Linked DNA regions of Homo sapiens: region 2 is linked to region 1. The links are chromatin loops, found by intact Hi-C in ENCODE. Cell type or tissue: B cell. All regions are shown on one strand. Each heading gives the region's core, and the rest is flanking DNA. Links, peaks and the distances in the headings are about the cores only.

The links. Peaks named below come from ENCODE experiments on the same cell type or tissue, not always from the same donor. Only the 100,000 strongest peaks of a DNase experiment are listed, where the experiment ranks them.
Region 2: it touches region 1 in a loop (3-fold over the local background); 11 of 110 quality-filtered maps call a loop at or near these places.

Annotation. Positions count from the first base shown.
Region 1 is chr2:105,171,067-105,181,406 of GRCh38, forward strand. No RefSeq gene overlaps it. Among named protein-coding and RNA genes, the nearest start is that of LINC01918, 32 kb to the left of the region's middle. RefSeq lists an enhancer at 6,884-7,383. In B cell, for the core only: no CTCF peak of the experiment used is centred there; DNase peaks (open chromatin) are centred at 4,325 and 5,625; H3K4me3 peaks cover 2,107 bases; H3K27ac peaks cover 2,399 bases.
Region 2 is chr2:105,231,845-105,242,184 of GRCh38, forward strand. GPR45 (G protein-coupled receptor 45) reads left to right here and starts at 9,899. Exons shown (of 1, transcript NM_007227.3): 1 at 9,899-10,340. The coding sequence starts at 10,015. In B cell, for the core only: CTCF peaks have their summits at 3,979 (motif pointing left), 4,178, 6,283 (motif pointing left), 6,488 and 1 weaker place; DNase peaks (open chromatin) are centred at 3,967, 5,307 and 6,277.

The sequences.
Region 1 (10,340 bases), core at 1,173-9,172:
CAACACACACATGCACAAAGTGACTTAGACAACATTATTTTCTGCCTAAATGTTAAAGCTTAAGCAGCTTACAACCAAGGTGGTGGCTCCATGGTTTTGGGATGCCAGCGCCTTGTACTACTGTATTAGTCCGTTTTGATGCTGCTGATAAAGACATACCTGAGACTGGGAAGAAAAAGAGGTTTAATTGGATTTACAGTTCCACATGGCTGGGGAGGCCTCAGAATCATGGCAGGAGGCGAAAGACACTTCTTACATGGCAGCGGCAAGAGAGAATGAGGAAGAAGCAAAAGTGGAAACCCTTGAAAAACGCATCAGATTTCGCAAGACTTATTCACTATCATGAGAATAGCATGGGAAAGACCAGCCCCCATGACTTAATTATCTCCTGGATCCCTCCCACAACATGTGGGAATTCTGGGAGATACAATTCAAATTGAGATTTGGGTAGGGACACAGTCAAATCATATTAATCCACCCCTGGCCCCTCCAAATCTCATGTCCTCACATTTCAAAATCAATCATGCCTTCCTAACAGTCCCCCAAAGTCTTAATTCATTTCAGCATTATCCCAAAAGTCCACAGTCCAAAGTCTCATCTGAGACAAGGCAAGTCCCTTCTGCCTATGAGCCTGTAAAATCAAAAGCAAGCTAGTTACTTCCTAGATACAATGGGGGTACAGGTATTGGGTAAATACAGCTGTTCCAAATGGGAGAAATTGGCCAAAACAAAGGGGTTACAGGACCCATGCAAGTCCGAAATCCAACAGGGCAGTCAAATTTTTTTTTTTTTTTTGAGATGGAGTCTCACTCTGTTGCCCAGGCTGGAGTGCTGGCATGCAGTGGCACGATCTTGGCTCACTGCAAACTCCACCTCCCAGGTTCATGCCATTCTCCTGCCTCAGCCTCCCAAGTAGCTGGGACTACAGGCACCTGCCACTACGCCCGGCTAATTTTTTGTATTTTTTAGTAGAGACGGGGTTTCACTGTGTTGGCCAGGATGGTCTCGATCTCCTGACCTCAGGATCTGCCTGCTTCAGCCTCCCAGAGTGCTGGAATTACAGGCATGAGCCACTGCACCGGGCCAGCAGTCAAATTTTAAAGCTCCAAAATGATCTCATTTGACTCCAGGTCTCACATCCAGATCACACTAATGTAAGAGTTGGGTTCCCATGGTCTTGGGCAGCTCTGCCCCTGTGGCTTTGCAAGGTGGAGCCCCTCTCCCAGCTGCTTTCATGGGCTTTTGTTGAGTGTCTGCAGCTTCTCCAGGCGCGTGGTAAAAGGTGTCAGTGGATCTACCATTCTGGGGTCTGGAGAATGGTGGCCCTCTTCTCACAGCTCCACTAGGCAGTGCTCCAGTAGGGACTCTGTGTGGGGGCTCCAACCCCACATTTCCCTTGTGTGCTACCCTAGCAGAGGTTCTCCATGAAGGCCCTGCTCCTGCAGCAAACTTTTACCTGAGCATCCAGACGTTTCCATACATTTTCTGAAATCTAGGTGGAAGTTCCCAAACCTCAATTCTTGACTTCTGTGCACCTGCAGGCTCAGCACCATGTGGAAGCTGCCAAGGCTTAGGGATTCTACCCTCTGAAGCCACAGCCCAAGCTGTACATTGGCCCCCTTCAGCCATGGCCCAAGTGGCTGGGACACAGGGCATCAAGTCCCTAGGCTGTACACAGCACAGGGAACTTGGGCCCAGCCTATGAAACCACTTTTTCCTCCTGGGCCTCTGGACCTGTGATGGGAGGGTCTGCTGTGAAGGTCTCGGACGTGGCCTGGAGACATTTTCCCCAGGGTCTTGGGGATTAACATTAGGACTTGCTACTTATGCAAATTTCTGCAGCCAGCTTGAATTTCTCCCCAGAAAATGGGTTTTTCTTTTCTATCACATAGTCAGGCTGCAAATTTTCCAAACTTTTTTGCCCTGCTTCCCTTATAAAACTGAATGCCTTTAGCAGTACCCAAGTCACCTCTTGAATGCTTTGCTGCTTAGAAATTTCTTCCACCAGATATCCTAAATCATCTCTCTCAAGTTCAAAGTTCCATAAATCTCTAGGGCAGGGGCAAAATGCTGCCAGTATCTTTGCTAAAACATAACAAGAGTCACCTTTGCTCCAGTTCCCAACAAGTTCCTCATCTCCATCTCAGACCACCTCAACCTGGATTTCATTGTCAATATCATTATCAGTATTTTTGCCAAAGCCATTCAACAAGTCTCTAGGAAGTTCCAAACTTTCCTATATTTTTCTGTCTTCTTCTGAGCCCTCCAAACTGTTCCAACCTTTGCCTGTTACCCAGGTCCAAAGTCATTTCCACATTTTTGGGTATCTTTTCAGCAATACCCCACTCTATTGGTACCAATTTAATGTATTAGTCCGTTTTCACACTGCTGATACAGACATACCTGAGACTGGGAAGAAAAAGAGGTTTAATTGGACCTACAGTTCCACATGGCTGGGGAGGCCTCAGAATCATAGCAGGAGGTGAAAGGCACTTTGTACATGGTGGTGGCAAGAGAAAAAGAGGAAGAAGCAAAAGCAGAAACCCCTGATAAACTCATCAGATTTCATGAGACGTATTCACTATCACAAGAATATCATGGAAAAGACTGGCCCCCATGATTCAATTATCTCCCCCTGGGTCCTTCCCACAACATATGGGAGTACTAGGTGATACAACTCAAGTGGAAATTTGCGTGGGGACACAGCCAAACCATATCAACTACCTTGTTCCACTATCTACTGGTCCAGCACAGCTCACCACCAGGTACACGTGGCCCAAGTGAAACAGAAGAATAATACGCCTCTCCCCTTGAAAGTTATCACCCACGAGTAGCTCACATCCTTTTGCCTAGAACTTGGTCACACGGCCATGCATAGCTGCAGGGGAAATGGGAAATGGCTTATGCTCAGCTAAGACTGTGGTTCCACAGTAAAGGAAGAAAGGGTGAATAGATGGGGTGGGGAAGTCTTTGCAACAGAAGGTGTGGTACAGTTTGGGACACATTGAGTTTCAGGTGACCACGGTAATTTCCAGTGGAGATATGTGCAACCCAAAAGAGAATTCTTAGGGGGAATGTTGGACTTAGGAATTATGATTGTCATTAGGAAGTCACCAGGGTTTGATCAACGGAGGAACCCAACTGACCTGGAATCTAGGAAGGTGAACGTTGCATGTATGTCTTTTGCAAGATCAGTTGGGAAAAGGCAAGGCTGAAACTGGATCATTTAAGAGCTGCTATCGTGATCTTGAAGACTTTGCAGGGAAATGGCCACAGGACTTAGCAACTGGTTAGATAGGATGGAAGAGGCAGAGGGGGGAGTCCAAGGTGACTCGAGGTGCTCAGCCTGAGCACCTTGGCAGGTGAGATGCAGTTTACAGAAAAAGACAGCCAGAAGGAGGAACAGCTCTCTCACACCATGGTGGATGGGGGCTGGGAGGGAAGGAGGAAGATTAGCCAATTTTTAGATATTTTAACATGAGGTGCCAAGAGCCAGCCAGGTGGCAATGAGATAAAGGCTAGTGCAGAGCTTAGACTCAGTGTCAGAGTTCAAATGCAGGTTCTGCCACTTCTTAGCCATGTGACCTCAGGCAAGTATTTAACACCTCTGCACTTCAGAGTCCTCCTGGGTAAAACAGGAATAATAAGGATTGTGTACATGCGTGTAAAACAGGCATGGAGTAGGTGCTAGATATGTTTGATTTTATGATTACAAGGGATAATAGTAAGTTGTGTCACTGGCAGTTGGAAAAACAAGCCAGTAACTCCAGGCAGGGGTTAGAGGTAAAGATCTGGGAATTTCAGCACGGAGGTGGGAGCGTGTAAGATCCCCAGAGTGGGAGCTGGCAAGTGGCAGCACATGCCTGGGGAACACGCAAGTGTTAGGGGGGCCTCCCCAACACTCCCCCACCAGGCATGGTCTCTGTACCATAGATCTCTCACTTTCACAGCTCCTACCAGCCTCTCCCTCTCCATCATTCAGCTGATTGATGGAAAAGCCCATCTCCCTTAGACGCCATGGGATCAGGCCCCATGCTGAATCCAGCCCAGCCTGCCAAGCCCCACACAGAGTAGGTGCTCAGTAATTTTTTGTTGTTTGAAGGAACCAGGTGCCAGGGGAAGGGGGAGGATTTTCCTGAGGGTTGGGGGAGTCTACAAATATTTGTGTGCCAAACAGAACTTCATGGAGAAGAAAACATTAGGATGATGTTGAGGGGAGAAGGGAGGGTTAATATTGCCAGCACTGCCCACAACTTAACAGCAGCTGTGCTCCACCCTAAGGCTTATTAAGTGTTAAAATGGTTTTGCTGAGGAGGAAATGCGGTCAGCCAAGTGCATCTGATCACATAAGCAAGTGAAAAATATGCAGCCAATGTAGGGAATGGCTGATTAGAAGCCAAAAACACACACACCTGTGGCTTTCCTCGAGGTCTGCTGGTCATCTTCCTGGTGCTTATCCACGAAGCCTCAGGGGGACACCCAATAACTCCGAGCACTTATTTATTTGCAAAGGACTGCCAAGTATTTTACAAACATAATAAATGACTCTGAGGGCAGAGGAATGATCCTGCTTCTCTTCCAAGAAGGAGGAAGGCACAGTTGGGCACTCAGTGTCCTCCTCCAAATAATCCATCCTTGTCAAAGCAAGGGTGGATGCCCCAGCTTCCGGCTCTCCAGCTGTGACTCCACCACTGAGCGAGAGCAGGAAGGGCTCCTAGGCACTGTGGAGGGCTGCAAGTTGGTGCCCCTGAGTTCACAGATTCACATGTTGAAACCTAAGCCCCAGTGTGACGGTGTTACAAGGCAGGGCCAGTGGGAGGGGAACAGGTCACAAGGATGGGGCCCTCAAAAATGGAATTAATGCCTTCATAAAAGAGGCCCCTGGAGAGCTCTTTCTGCCATGTGAGGATACAGTGAGAAGGTGGCTGCCTGCAGCCCCAAAGAGAACCCTGACCAGAATTTGACTATTGCTGACTTCCTGATCTTGGACTTCCAACCTCCAGAGCTGTGAGAAACAGATTTCTGCTGTTTATAAGCTGCCCAGTTTATGGTACTTTGCTATCACACCTCAAATGGACCAAGACAGAGGCCATCCACTCCAACCGCATGCTCTCATCTTAATGATGAGGAAACTGAGGCTGTCAGGGCGATGGGTTGGGCAGAGAGTAAGTTCCACTGAGTACCCACTCTGTGCCTGGCCAGTGCTAGCTGCTCCTTCATATGTCCTGCAGAGAAGCCTCATAAATATTTTCTGTAGCTTGTTGGAAGCATTAATATGCATAGCTCAGTCAGTGAAGGCAAACCTCCATGGCCAGTTATTGGCAGAGCTTTGGCCCAAACCCCAAGTCCGCGCCTGCTGCATCCATCGGGAGGGGCAAGGTGATGCTGCGGAAACAGCCCATAGAGTGACAAGGGGCTGTCTATAGCTCATGCTCTATGTGCACCATGGATTGGCAGGGGCTCTTTTCTCTGCTGTCACCTTCACATAGGAATACGCGAGGGACCCAGACCAGGGGAGGTGCCACCTCTTAAGTGCCAGGAGAGGAGAAGGAAGAGAGTGACTTACGCTGTGCTGGCTTGTAAACATACGCCCAGAAGCACACACTTCACAGTTCACTGGGCACACAAACCATTTGCCACACCCATCCTCAAGGGGAGGGAGAGGGCAAGTTTGCTGCGTGACTGGGAAACACGCAGGAAATACCTGGTGGGCAGTGCGATGGGATCACCACCACGCTTTTTCTTCTGCCCCTCCTGGCCCCCAGAGAAGCACTGAGATGATCCTTGGATGGCAGAGCCCCCACCCCTCCCTGTACATCACTCTGCTTTCCCCATTATCTCCCTCTGCCTGGCTAAAAAATCCCAAAATCTTTATTGTTTCTCCTATGGGAACTGCATATATATGTCGGCAGACATTTACAGACCGTAGACCTGAAAGATGATATAAAAGGATAACTGAAATTACAGGCTACAAAGTCTAATAAAATAGCACTCGGGTTTCCCCAGATTCTTGACATCAGTGTTTATTTTCTGCATAACACTGGAAAGGAATTCTTTTCTAGACTCTCTTTCTCTCTTTCTTTTCTTTTCTTTCTTTCTTTCTTTCTTTCTCTTTATTTCTTTATTTCTTTCCTTTCTTTCCTTCCTTCCCTCTCTCCCTCCCTCCCTTCCTTCTTTCCTTCGCTACTCTCTCTCCCTCCTTCCTTCCTCCTTCTCTCCTTCCTTCCCTCTTTCCTCCCTTCCCTGCTTCCTTTCTTTTGCCTCCAAACTGTATGCAGAACTTTTATATTACTTTAATTTGAAATTAATGTAAGGAAGTAAAGAGAGTTCCTAAATAGTATTTTATAAATTGTACGTGGGTGTATATCATTACGGAAGCATTTTAAACATAGGCAAATGTAGAGTGCATAGTACATGGTTGTTTCAAAATGTGTTCGTGAGTCCTTTGACACATCTCTCATCAAGCAGTGGAGTCTATGTCCCTCTCCCCTTATAGCCGAATGGACCTTGTGACTACCTTGGCCAAAGAATGTGACAGAAATCCTGCTGGAGACTCTGACACAGGTGAGAGAGGGCAGCACAGGGACATACACCTTGGGAGCCTAGGGCCACCATGTGAGGAGTCTGAAAGAGCTGTCACACTGGAGAATCACACACACAGGAGCCCAGGGAGCCTTTGATGTGGGAGTCTCCCCAGCCCAGGTGCCAGACATGTGCCTGAGTGAGCCCTGAGCTGATTCCAGCGCAGCCGACTGTAACTACACGAGAGATGGTCTTAGTCCCTTCAGGCTGCTAAAACAAATCACCGCAGACTGGGCAGCTTGTAAACAACAGAAACTTATGTCTCACAGATCTGAAGGCTGGGCAGTAGGAGGTCAGAATGCCAGCATGGCCGGGGTCTGGTGAGGGCCTCTGCCCGGCTGCAGGCTGCTGACTCCTCCTTGGGTCCTCAGGTATCAGCCAGCGGCAGGCAGCAAGCTCTCTCCGGACTCTCATCCTTATCGCCCGCCAAAGGCCCACCCCTAATCCCATCGCACTGGGGAGTGGTGTTTTAACATAAGAATTTGGGTGGGGGGACACAAACATTTAGTCCATAACAAAAACATCAAAGCAAGAACCACCTAGCAGTGTTTGTTAAATCCCTAGGAGCTTGAGAGAGAATAATAAGATGACAGCAGTAGATTTAAGCCTCAACATCTTAAATGTGATACGTTGCACAACCACAGGTAACCAAAACACATCTGATGAACCCCACGTACCCATGGGCCCACCCGGCAGCTTCAACAGTTATCAGCTAAAGGCCAATCTTGTTACATCTAAACTCACACAGTGGCTCTACTTTATATTATTTTGGAGCAAATCTCATATGTTTCATTATATCGTTTCACCTATACATATTCTAGCATTTATCTAAAAAGGTGATTATAAGTATGTATCACATATATATGTCTATACATATAGACACATATATGTAAAAACACAGCCCCATATGTTGTTGGTTGAATTGGGGGCCCCAAAAAGATATGTCAAAGTCCTAACGTCCAGTACCTGTGAATGTGAACTTATTGGGAAATAAGATCTTTACTGATGTAATGAAGTTAAGATGGGGTTACGTGGGATTAGGGTGGACATAATCAATGACTGATGGGCAGAGAGACCCACAGACAGAAAGAGAGGAGGCCACATGAGGATGGAAGCAGAGGTTGTGCTGATGCATCTACAAGTCAAGGAACCCCAAGAATTGCAGCAACTGGGACTGTCCCCCACACATCAAGGGGTGGCTTCTCAAGCTAGGATGTCTTCTGCTAGGACTTAGAGAAGTTGGGACCCATTTCATGCTTTTCCAGCACGGGATTGGTCCAATTGCAGAGGCTGAGAGAGGGGCCTAGAACAGATTTTCTCTCATTGCCTCTAGAAGGAACCAACCCTGCTCACACCTTGATTTCAAACTTTTAGCCTCCAGAACTGTCAGAGACTCCATTCCCGTTGTTTTAAGACATCCAGTTTGTGGGACGTGTTACAGAGGCCCTGGGAAATGAACACAGCATCCGCGAGCACTCTTTTTTTTTTTTTTTTTTTTTTTGAGAGAGTCTCACTGCAACACCCAGGCTGGAGTGCAATGGCACCATCTCAGCTAACTGCAACCACCACCTCCCGGGTTCTAGCGATTCTCCTGCCTCAGCCTACTGAGTAGCTGGGATTACAGGCACGCACCATCATGCCTGGATAATTTTTGTATTTTTAGTAGAGACGGGGTTTCACCATGTTGGCCAGGCTGGTCTCGAACTCCTGACCTCAGGTGATCCACCCACCTCAACCTCCCAAAGTGCTGGGATGACAGGTGTGAGCCACCGAGCCTGGCCAGGGAGCACTCTGTTTTAAGTTGGAGATTTGGTGTATGCTTTTCCTCTCATGCATTGCTTCTCATCCTTCTCGAGAGTTTTAGAGATTCTAGTCACACATGGAATTATTATTTTGTACATAATAAAAATAAAAGACTGTCAACAGTACTGGGCTTATCATTGTGGTTTCCCTCTCGGTGGAAGGTGTTACAGTCCAATAGAAGTAATCATTGCCTGGACCCAGACAAGAGAAGTCAGTGACCCAGGGATGTTGTGGAAACCCCCGTTTTAGCCAGTGCATGTGGATTTGGGGGAGTTGATTCTTCTGTCAGAGGTTTGTTTACTCGGTTGTTGTTTTTTAGTTGTTGTCTTTTTAATAAGATTAACCCTTTATACGCTAAGGTACTATTGTGGAAGTAAATGAGATGACTCATGAGAACAACTGGGCTGATGGCCAGCAGTTTGGAGCATTGCTTCCGCTTTGAGTGACCAAAGTGGGAAGAGAACCCAGGTTGCTGAGTCTCTTGAGCTCCTCCAAGTGGTGAAACAGCTGCAAGTCTGTGCTGGAAAAGCATGAAATGGGTCCCATCTTCTCTAAGTCCAAGCAGAAAACGTCCTAGCTTGAGAAGCCACCCCTTGATGTATGGGGGACAGAATAGCAGGGCCCGACGAAGTGTGCTTTAGGAGTGTGGGGGAGGGATTCTAAACAAGCGTTCTGAAATTCTGCCATAGGAAAAATTAGTCCTTTTCTCCTGAGCTTTGAATTTGCATCTTCCGAAATATATGCAGTAACCCAAGTGGTTCCCACCACCCTGGAGACAGTTAACTCATTACAGTCCCTCCAGGACTGGAGGGGCCGGATGGCAGGCAGGCATGAGGCAGCCAGAGGAGGGGCCCCTAGAGGCTGCCTTGTCCCTACGGGCTCTGGTGGGGTTGGCTAAAGCACAAGACCAATGCGGCCGGCTGCAGGATTGGGTGTAGGTCCTCCCAGCTCTCCAAATCTTGGAAGTGTAGTTCTTATTCCTGGTTCTTCTGCTGGGCAAGGCATTCTGCCTCCCTGAACTCAGCTTCCTTCCATGTTGAAGGAGGGTGTTGGGCTGGACAGCGCAGAGGCCCCTTCAGGATCCTTTCATCCGTGGCATCACTAACTAGAGCAGCACTCACCGAGGCCAGAGAAAGGGCTGTCTGCTTTTACAGCTGGGTGTTGGCCTGCCTGTTAAGTTGGGCTTCAAGGAAGAGAAAACTGAGTGAATGGTGGCTTTAGCAATAAAGATGCCTGGTCAACAAAGGGAAGCAAAGGCTCTCGATTCAGGGCTGCCGGCTCCGCAGTGCAGCTGCCGCTGGTTTTCAGCCTTGTGTGGCTTCCTAGGTGCCAAATGGCTGGGCCCCCTCCTACACTATTGTGCTTCATACAGGAGCAAAAATCCTTCCGAAGAGCACCCCGGCTGGCTCCCCTTACATCACAATGGCCAGAACTGGGGCCTGCCCACCTGCCTGGATGTCCGGGTGTGTCCGGACCAAAGCTGAGCTCTGTTGGCAGCAGGAAGAGAGACTCCTGTTGAGCAGGCAGCCTGTTGGCCAAGCCAGCCATATCCACGGCTTCTCTGAGGTTCTCAGGTCAGAATCACGACATTAATAGTGTTATTGCCATGGAAAAGAAAATGAGCTTCAGGATAATCTGCTTTACAATGCCACTTCTGGAAAATTCCACTGGCAAAATGTAGGGCTTGCCTCTATTTTACTCCCTCTCCTAGCAAGGGGCACCTTGTTAGGAATCCTGTTTTGACAGAGCCCAGGGTAGGTTTTGTCATGACTCAGAGGGAAGATGGGGCCACCAACTCCCCTCCCTTTATGAGGAGCCTCTGCCTACTTCAAAGCTGGTGTCCTGAGCTCTGCCACAGGTGAGTGAGACAGAGAAATCCACAGAGGTGTCTCCATAGAAACCCCAGGGATTCTGCACTGTGGTCACCCCCACAGAAAAGCATCCACCCTGGCTCC
Region 2 (10,340 bases), core at 728-8,727, 60 kb after region 1:
AAATACAAAAATTAGCTGGCCGTGGTGATGTGCGCCTGTAGTCCCAGCTACTCAGAAGGCTGAGACACAAGAATCCCTTGAACTTGAGAGGCAGAGGTGGCGGTGAGCCGAGATCACACCACTGCATTCCAGCCTGGGTGACAGAGCGAGACTTTGTCCTCCCCACCCCCACCCCAAAAACAACCACCACAAAAAGCACAAGACCCTTCCCTACCCCTGTCTAGTGTTTTGTGATATGCAGCGTGCTTTTCTACGTATTGAATCTTCACAACAACCCTGTGAGGTAGGTACCCTCATATCATTTTACAAAAGAAGAAACTGAACAGTTGGGAATTTTTCCCAGGCTATAAGGCAGAACCAGGACTATAATTTCGATCTTCTGAGTCCGAGCCTTGACTAGGACTTTATTACGGAGGGCCTCTTTCCTCCTGTATCTCATTGGTTCATCATGCCTTTATCTTGGTTGGTACTTTGGTGGCTTTACATGGGCAAATAAGTTTAGCTTGTCCCACCTCCTGCCCCACTAATACTTCCTAATTCAGATCATGGATATTAACATGGGACAGGGCACAAGGGCTCAGTGATTTAAATGTTGTTCTAACCTTGCTCCTCCACATGTCATGGGCCTGGGTAGGAAGGGCAGAGGTGCTGCTAGAGTTACCCGGCTGTCAATTAGACTTATCAAGTTATGGCTGGAGGTGAGGCTGTGGCTCACTCCTTCAATCCCAGCAATTTGGGAGGCCAAGGCAGGCGGATCACCTGAGATCAGGAGTTGAAGACCAGCCTGGCCAACATGGTGAAACCCAGTCTCTACTAAAAATACAAAAAGTAGCCAGGCTTGGTGGCGGGCACCTGTAATCCCAGCTACTCAGGAGGCTAAGGCACAAGAATCGCTTGAACCCGCGAGGTGGAGGTTGCAGTGAGCCTACATCTCGCCACTGCACTTGAGCCTAGGCAACAGAGCTAGACTCTGTCCCCAAAAAAACAAACAAACAAAAAAAAAACCGGAATTGTCAAGTTCTTGGGTTACATTAAGAACACTTTTTTCAAAAATAAATTGGAGCAATTATAAAAAGTACAATCAGCTGACCACAAACAGACATGAAGGATCTTTTTGGAGGTGATGAAAATGTCCTCAAAGCAGATTGTGGTGATAGTTGTGCAACATTTTAAATTGGCTAAAAATCATTTAATTGTCCACGTGCAGTGGGCAAATGTCATGATACATAAACTAGATCTCAATGAAGCTGTTAAAAACATTCAAATATCGGCCAGGTGCAGTGGCTCCCGCCTGTAATCTCAGCACTTTGGGAGGCTGAGCCAGGCGGATCCCCTGAGGTAAGGAGTTCGAGACCAGCCTGGCCAACATGGTGAAACCCCATCCCTACTAACAGGACAAAAATTAGCCGGGCGTGGTGGCAGGCTCCTGTAATCCCAGCTACTCATGAGGCTGAAGCAGCAGAATAGCTTGAACCTGGGAGGTGAAGGTTGCAGTGAGCCGAGATCACACTACTGCACTCCAGCCTGGGTGACAAGAGCGAGATTCCGTCTCAAAAAAAAAAAAAGAAAAAATTCAAATATCAAAAATAATTTTACTAGAGTAAGTAAGCTGTGTCTGTTTTCTTTACATTACAAATGAAAAAGTATATTTTTTACCAGGCTTAGGGATTTTGTTTGTTTGTTTAGAATTAGGGCATAAAATGTCAGAAAAAAATGCGCAAATAAGTTTAAAATTAGTTTTTGAGAAAGTCAGGTGAAAATGTAGTAGAGGGCCCTGCAGATGTAATTTTGGAGAAGGAAACAGGTTTTATAAAGCAGCCCTGTGAAATCTGATGTGTCAGTACTGGGTTTTTCTCCTGTGTAAGCCGCACCTGTCCCGGGAGCCCCTGGGTATAGGCTACTTGAGATGTCACATGCTCTACCTGGAGAAACACAAATTGGCAGGTATTATTTTTTAGCATCTTGAAAAAGTGCTAATTGTCTCAGATTCTGTTAAAATATAAAGCTCCATTTTTAAACAAGTGCCATATGCTTTGTGCCTCTAGCAAAATCTTCCTACATGGTTTGGGGACTTTTAAAATCCTACCTTAGATGTAACACCTCTAAATTAGTTAAGAAAGGAAGTGAATAAGTTGGCTTTTAATAGTAAAATGCACAAACAACATTCTCGAGGATTAATTTGGAAGCTGGTGACCCTAAGTGAATTATACGCTTTGGCCTCCTCTAAAGCAGTGGTCCCCCACCTTTTGGCACCAGGGATCCGTTTGTTGGGAGGCAATTTTTCCACAGGACCAGGAGCGGATGGTTTTGGGATGAAACTGTTCCATCTCAGCAGATCATCAGGCATTAGATCATCGGGCATTAGATTCACATAAGGAGTGCGCAACCTAGATCCCTCACGTGCACAATTCACAATAGGGTTCCACTCCTATGAGAATCGAATAATGCTGCTGATCTGGCCAGAGGCGGTGCTCAGGTGGTAATGTGAGCGACGCGGAGCAACTGTAAATACAGATGAAGCTTCGCTCGCCCTCCACTCACCTCCTCCTGTGTGGCCTGGTTCCTAACAGGCCAGGGAAAGGTACTGGTCTGTGGTCCCAGGATTTAAGAACCCCTGCTCTAAAGAAAGGTGGTAGCACAAAGATACTTAAAAAATGAGTATTTTATGGCCATCCTGTGGGTTATTTTGGACTTTTCAGAAGTTCTTAAATAATCAGTTGTTCTTTCTCATAACCAGAGCAAGCATAGGCAGTCAGTCTGAGCCATAATCTATCTGAATCTGTAGAAATAAATTTGTCCACACTATGAAACCCTCACGTACACTGAGTGGGTACCACTAACATGGGGCTTGCCCAGGACAGAGGGAAGGAGGGAAGAGTCAAAGAGTAAAAGAGAAGATATGACTCGATTTTCCATTCTTCCATTTGTATCTGCTTAAGCAAATCATCTCATTGCATTGATTGAGTTTCCTCATCTGTAAATGGGAATAGTCACGTATCATCCCAGTGGCTGTGAGAAAGAAGTAAAAGCACATTTTAGATGCACTTTGTATATTTAAAGTCTTATTCTAATACTACCTATCACTGTTTCTTTGGTCAGAGCAACATTTCAGTCATCATTAGATTGGGGATATGTAAAGGCCTGAAATCTTCAAGCTGGACTCTAAGATTAGAGTCTCCCAGCCACCAGCTGGTATGCAAGGCTCTGGAGCTATGAATGGGTTGCTGGGGTGTCTGAGGCAGTAACCTCTTAGCCCTGCCAGCAGCAGCACAGGCCTGCGGTCGGTCTCTCTAGTGTGCCCTACAAATAACATTTTCTATACGAGTCTTGACTTTAGAAGGGTGGGGAAGCACCAAGGATTGAACAAAGAGATGAGACAGTGTCTGAATCCTCACAGCCACCCTGCATCTCCCATGGATCTGGCGTTAAATCCTACACTCTTGACAGCCAGCAGATTTTACATTTGAGGAGACAAATAGATCTCATCCACATTTGCTTGAGAAGCATCTGCAAAAGCTCCCGCATCAGATGCACACACGGTCCTACAGGCCCAAGGGCATCCTGTGTCCTGAGTGCCTGCCAAGACACCCGTAGCCCTGTGACAGTCCCACACACACGCCCTGCACCCACGGCCTTCACATCTTACCTTTCCTGCTGAAAGACATCCTTCCTGTGGCTCCCAATGCTGACTCATTCCTGATATAAAAGTCTGATAGGAACTGCTAGTTACATCATTATCTGAGTGGCCTCTCTCTGCATAGCCTAGGGGTTAAGGCATGGGCCCTGGAGTCAGACTGTCTGATTCTAATGCAGGGCCCTACTACTATACTTTCTAGGTAAATAACTGTGCATCCAGTTCTTCATCTGTAAAGAGGAGTCAATGTGAGGGTTAATTGAGAGAAACCATGTCAGTAGTTCCTACAACTGAGAACGTTTACCCTGGATGACTTATTAAAATGCAGTTTGCGCCCCCTGGCGTCCCAGGGTTTCTAATTCAGTGGGTCTGGAGTGGCCCTGAGAATTTTCCTTTCTCAAGTTCCTAGGCGATGCGGATGCCGAAGACGCAGGGGCCGAGCTTCCTGACCACTGAGCTATGTAAGGGGCTTAGCCTGGCATGCTATCAGCACACGAGAAATGTTAGCCATTACTAAGAAGAATAGGCAATGAAGATTTGCCTCATTAAAAGACTTCCCAGTTGTGTTCTACTTGAAAATTTCTCCCCAAGAATCTTGTTCAAGTCGAGGAATAAAAAATCTGGTTCCTTTCAGCTCACTTTTCTTTGAAGTTAAGACACGTGGCACGACACCTGTTTCTAAACACAGCTACTTGATGTATTACTTTTGGCAGCTCTTGCATATTTTTTCATCGCCAATAAAGTTATTGAAATTGAAATATACCATCTGTTTGAGAGTTTGTATCAAAAAGACAGGTGACAAGGTTGCAGGTAATGACAGAGTCAAGCTGTTCCCACAGCAAAGGGCTGTTCCTAGCTTCCCCGTCTGCCAAAATTGACTTCATTTCTTAGATTTGACATTTTTGAACCAATATGTTCTTCTGGAGCAGGGATTAAAAATCCAATATCACAAAACCAATTGGTTTTACCTGCAGCAATATTAAAGACTATGGAGAAAGAGCCCAACAAATTTCCCACCATTTGGCTGAAATAGAACCAGCAGAGAGAAAGCAAATTCTATCAGATGTACATATATATGTAAATGCATATATATATATATAATTCAAAATCTGATAATTAAAATGTAGATGTACCTGTGTGTAGTGTGTACCTGACTTTTTTCTTAATGTTTGTGAAAAACAGTTCCAAAAGAACTGCGCCTACTCCCACTGCGCATATGAGCGCTTCCTTCGCGGATCAGGGGTTGGCAGCCTTACACCAGGAACGCACCTGGGCGCAGCCTCGATCCCACAGGGTCCAGGTGCAGAGGCACCGGGATGCACGCAACACCTTTCGACGCAGAGCTGGGGAAGGGGCCAATAGGAATGGATGCTCCGACAGACGAAGCCACGTGGGAACAAGGACGAGCCCAGGGCAGCTTTTGCTGGAGGTACAGGGGCAGTGTCACAGGGGGCAAGTGGAGTTGCTGGGGAGGATACGATAGCATGTGGGATTTGAAGGTGGGGAAGATTCCGTTATTTTCCTGAACACCTAACAGTGATGCTGCAGGCTTTCTGGACGGGACGGGACCTCAGACACAATAATCCATTCCGCCGTCGCCACGCAGTGCCTTTCGACCATTCAGTTTCAGCGCTGGGAGGAAGGAGAGGCGTGCGCTCTTGCTGAAGGTCGCGCGGGGCTCACCGACCGGTTGCCAGGAAGTCTACCTCCTCCACGTGGCAATCGCCGCTGCTGCTCGGCTCCCTGCCACGGGGCTGCCCCGACTGTGCCTCCGCAGGTCTCTCTGGTTCTGCCCGCCTTTGTCCCCTCGCAAGGCATTATCCCTCCCCGCTTCAATCAGGGTCCGGCGGATCGTCTTCACGCCTGATCTTGAGGATGGGAAAGGGAGACAGGATCGTCTTCACGCCTGATCTTGAGGATGGGAAAGGGAGACAGGCATTTCTTACCTTCTCCTTCCTGACCACTTAAAGCCAAACATATTCCCAGCCGAAGATGAGAGTTGCTACCTGAAACGCCAAGTTTGCGAGCAGAAGGCCACTCGAATCCCCGCTTGACCAGGCCTTAGGAGGACGGTAGAGTCCTGGAGAGCTGCCCTGGCGCCGCTGCAGGGACCTCCGCTGTGTCCCCCAGTCCCTCAAAGCTCTCCTGGGCCGCATTTTCCCCTCTCATGTCTGTCTCACGAGGCCACTCACAGCCTGGCCTCCTCTCCCCAAGAAAACCTGGCAGGATCTCCCTACTGCACTGGAAACAAAAGCCTGGACGGGAGGTGTATGTGGACCAGGAAGTGCCAGCTTAAATGGAAGGAAACGGAGGGAACACAGCTCAAAAGCGTAGCCAAGTGGTGCTTTGCTATACTATGTTATCTCTTTTTGCATGTTTGAAATTTAACATAATAAAAAGACTTTTAAAGTTGGCAAAAGAAAAAGGGGAAGAGAACAAAGAAAGATAAAAGAAAGAAATGAGAGAGAAAAAGAAGGAAGGAAAAAAGAGAGAAGTAAGGAAGGAAAAAAGGAAGGAAGGAAGGAAGGAAGGGAGGGAGGCAGGAATGGAGGGAGGGAGGCAGGAAGGGAGGGAGGGAGGGAGGAAGAAAGGCTTTGGCAGGCCAGACACTGATACTTCCTAGCCTCCCGAGGCTGCCCCAGCGCGCCCCCTGGTGGTCGCACATAGAGTTGTCCTATTTGGAGAGCAAAGACAAAGGTTCTTTCCCTCATCCTCACTAAGTTCTTTTTTTTTTTTTTTTTTTTTTTTTTTTTTTTTTTTTGAGACGGAGTCTCGCTCCGTCGCCCAGGCTGGAGTGCGGTGGCGCGATCTCGGCTCACTGCAAGCTCCGCCTCCCAGGTTCACGCCATTCTCCTGCCTCAGCCTCCCGAGTAGCTGGGACTACAGGCGCCGGCCACCACGGCTGGCTAATTTTTTGTATTTTTAGTACAGGCGGGGTTTCACCATGTTAGCCAGGATGGTCTCGATCTCCTGACCTCGTGATCCGCCTGCCTCGGCCTCCCAACATGTTGGGATTACAGGCGTGAGCCACCGCGCCCCGCTGAAGGTCAGTTTTTAGAAGCCCATTCTTTATCTACTGGGAAAGGAGAACAGAGTGGGATTTTGTTTGAAATTTGTCTGTACCTCAACTGGTGTAGCTTGGGGGTGGGAGGATGGTTTTTCTTTTCCCTATGCTTGTCAGTGTCACAGACGTGAAGTCATCCTCCCCAAGCCACCGTCCTCACCACAGAACCATCTTTCTGTTGGAGTCTCAGCTTCCAGTCTCGGCTCCACTGGTCACTACTTTGCTGAACTGGGGCTTGTCGTGACTGTATCTGAGCTTCCCTTTCATAATTTCCCTGCCTTCTTGCCAGGCGTGAGGATGCAGAGGGAAGGCTTTAGAAAACCTTGCAGTAAACACAATGCATGGGTGGCCTCGTGTCCGCTTTGCTGAAAGCGCCTTCTATCTTTTGCGTGGACACAGCTCACTGAAGCCTCTGCCAGAGCACAGCTAGCCACACCATGGCACACAGCAGCACACAGCCTGGTCACACTTTCCTTAGTTGATTAATCACACTTCAGTCAGAGATGAAGATTTACCTCCTGACACTTGCACAGCCTCCCAGTTCCAGGGTGAGATCATTTGGAAAGGAACTAAAACAAATACCTTGAAACGGTTCAGTTCCCAGCTCGCTTCTTTCACAGCTTTAAATTCATATTGTGGCACCCATTTCTCATCGTGAAAGTCGCTGGAGACGGTGAGTGCTGTTACTCCAAGAACACCAGCAGAATATTTCTTGTTCACTTGTTACCTTTTACTTAGATCTTAGTGCCCTAGTCCCTTGTAATAAAAGCACTGTTGATTCAGATATTAACAACAGGACTGTGACCAAAATGCTAAATTAAAATACCTAAGACAGGTTGTTGTCCAGAAGCCAAAAGAATTTTAATCAGATTCAACCACAAGACATATACATTAAAAAAAATACCTTGCACTATTTGTTCCTTTAATTAAGCATGAAATCACTCTCTGTAACTATCATTGTGGGGAAAATCTAAGTTTATAGCATGGAGAGGAATGCAGATGAAGGATTCACTATCGGCTAAGATTGACAGGCACATGGATGCACGATACTGTGTTTTTTCTCAGTGGTCCTTTATTCTGTGCTCCAAGAGGAGCTTAATCCATTAGGGCTTCCTACATGCATGTCATGGTTCCTGCCATGAACAAATTTGCAGTTTAATCCAAGAGACAGAAACCCCTAAACTTGAAACAGTGAGGGAGATGGAGTTAATTTATTAATGCCCTTCTTTTACCAGACATTGCACATTATATTTACCAACTCTGGAGGTAAATATGTAATTACCTCCATTTCACAGATCAGAAAATTGAGATGAAGAAGGGTCATAATTTTGGTCTGAATGAGAGATAATTCCCACTTATAAATTAACACACCAGGTTTCTGATTTTTATAGCTCAGAAAAAGTTTGGATACTGGTGCCCACCACTGAGAGATGAACCCATTCTGGGTGTGTTTGGGAAGGAAGACCAAGGATTGGTTGGGTCTAAACTGAAGTATAGCATCACCAAGACACTGCCACTCCCAGGTCCTCTAAGCCTGCTCTGAGGCCTCCTGGCTTCTTACATTGCCCACATTCCTCTCAGTGTGAGTTATCTGTAACAATGACCACAAGGAATTTAGAAAAGAGAAATTTCTTACAAGAAGAGGTGCATCCAACAGCCAGATGTCCAGGGTGGATAAATGGCGCAGGCTGGATTTCCCCCAGCCCAGGCGATGTGACTTCAGACCTGAGCTACTGAACACACTCTTGCCACATCAGTGAGACAAAATTAAAATTATATTTATCTTTTTGAAAGTGAAAGCAAGTTTATCAAGAATGTAAGGAATAAAAGCTCATTTCATTTACTTTTTTTTTAAGAGACAGGGTCTCACTCTGTTACCCAGGCTGGAGTACAGTGACACCTTCTTAGCTCACGACAGCCTCGAACTTCTGTGCTTGAGCAATCCTCCTGCCTCGGCCTCCTGAGTAGCAGGGACTATAGATGGAAGCCTGGCTCATTTTTTTGTGTGTGTAGAGATGGGATCTCTCTATGTTGCCCAGGCAGGTCTTGAACTCCTGGCCTCAAGCAATCCTCCTGTCTCTGCCTCTCAAAGTGCTGGGATTATAGGCATGAGCCACTGCACCCAGCTAACATTGTATTTTAAAAGGCCTTACCTTTGGGGAAAGTTCCCTTCTCCCAGTCTGTGCTTCCAGAAGTAATAGTATAGCAGCCCCACAGTTATCCAAGATGTTACCATTAGGGAAAACTGGGTGAAGGACACACAGAATTTCACCATAGTATTTATTATTATAACTCCATGTGAATTTACACTTATCCATGTGAATTTACACTTATCAAATAAAGTTAAACAAACAGACTTACAATTTCTTTTAAAAAATTAAAACTTAAAAATGTATACTTAAAATTTGCTAAGAGGGCAGATCTTAGGTGAAGTATTCTTACCACCAAAACAAAATGATAATACTAGAAAAATGGCAGGAGAGAGCTTTGGCAGGGGGAGTGGGATATGTTTTTGGCCTTGGTGGTGATGGGTTTCTGGTATATTGAGATGTAAATTTGTACAGCTTTTGACATGTCAGTCATTCCTCGATGAAGTGGGGTTTTTTAAAGCTAAACAAATATTATAGCAGCAGCATCAACTATCACTTATTCATCTACTCAACAAGCATCCAAGTGTCCTCAACAAGGACACTTACTGCATGCCAGCCACTGTTGTCAGTACTGGGAGATAGCAGAGAATGAAACAAGCAAAACCTTTCTCTTGTGGAGCAGGATTCTAACGTTAGTTGGCTAGACCAAGGCTTCATTCCGACAGGTTGCTGAAAACTCAAGTTATTACATAAACACTAACTACAAAGTGTACTTCCTCAGTTTCCTCAGAAGATAGCTGATTAGGTTTTTCTGGGCTGCTTGACAAGACTCAGACAGTATTTGTGAATATCAAGCTTTGTCCCACGTGGTAAATAAACTTGTTTAGAAACACCTGTAAAGCTTAAACGCGTGCTTTCTTCAACGCGTTTGGAAACTCTAACCCCCTTCTCTTTTGTACTTTTGCTTGCTGTCCACTACAGAGGGTCCAAGCACGAAGCTGTGCACAGAGTCGCTCTCCACAGAGATGCTTAGGATGTGATCCATGAATCGCAAATCCCAGCTAGTGCTCACAAAGACGGACATTTCTCCCCAAGACCATTCCAGTGCCCCAGAGGTCCACAGACATCCAGGAAGATGCAGCCAGCAGACAAAGAATGGCAGCCACCCAAGTGCTGAGGGGAGCCCTCCCGGCCATTTCTGTCCCAGCTCCAAGGGTCTCTCCACGATGGCCTGCAACAGCACGTCCCTTGAGGCTTACACATACCTGCTGCTGAACACCAGCAACGCCTCAGACTCGGGGTCCACCCAGTTGCCCGCACCCCTCAGGATCTCCTTGGCCATAGTGATGCTGCTGATGACCGTGGTGGGGTTCCTGGGCAACACTGTGGTCTGCATCATCGTGTACCAGAGGCCGGCTATGCGCTCGGCCATCAACCTGCTGCTGGCCACCCTGGCCTTCTCCGACATCATGCTGTCCCTCTGCTGCATGCCCTTCACCGCCGTCACCCTCATCACCGTGCGCTGGCACTTTGGGGACCACTTCTGCCGCCT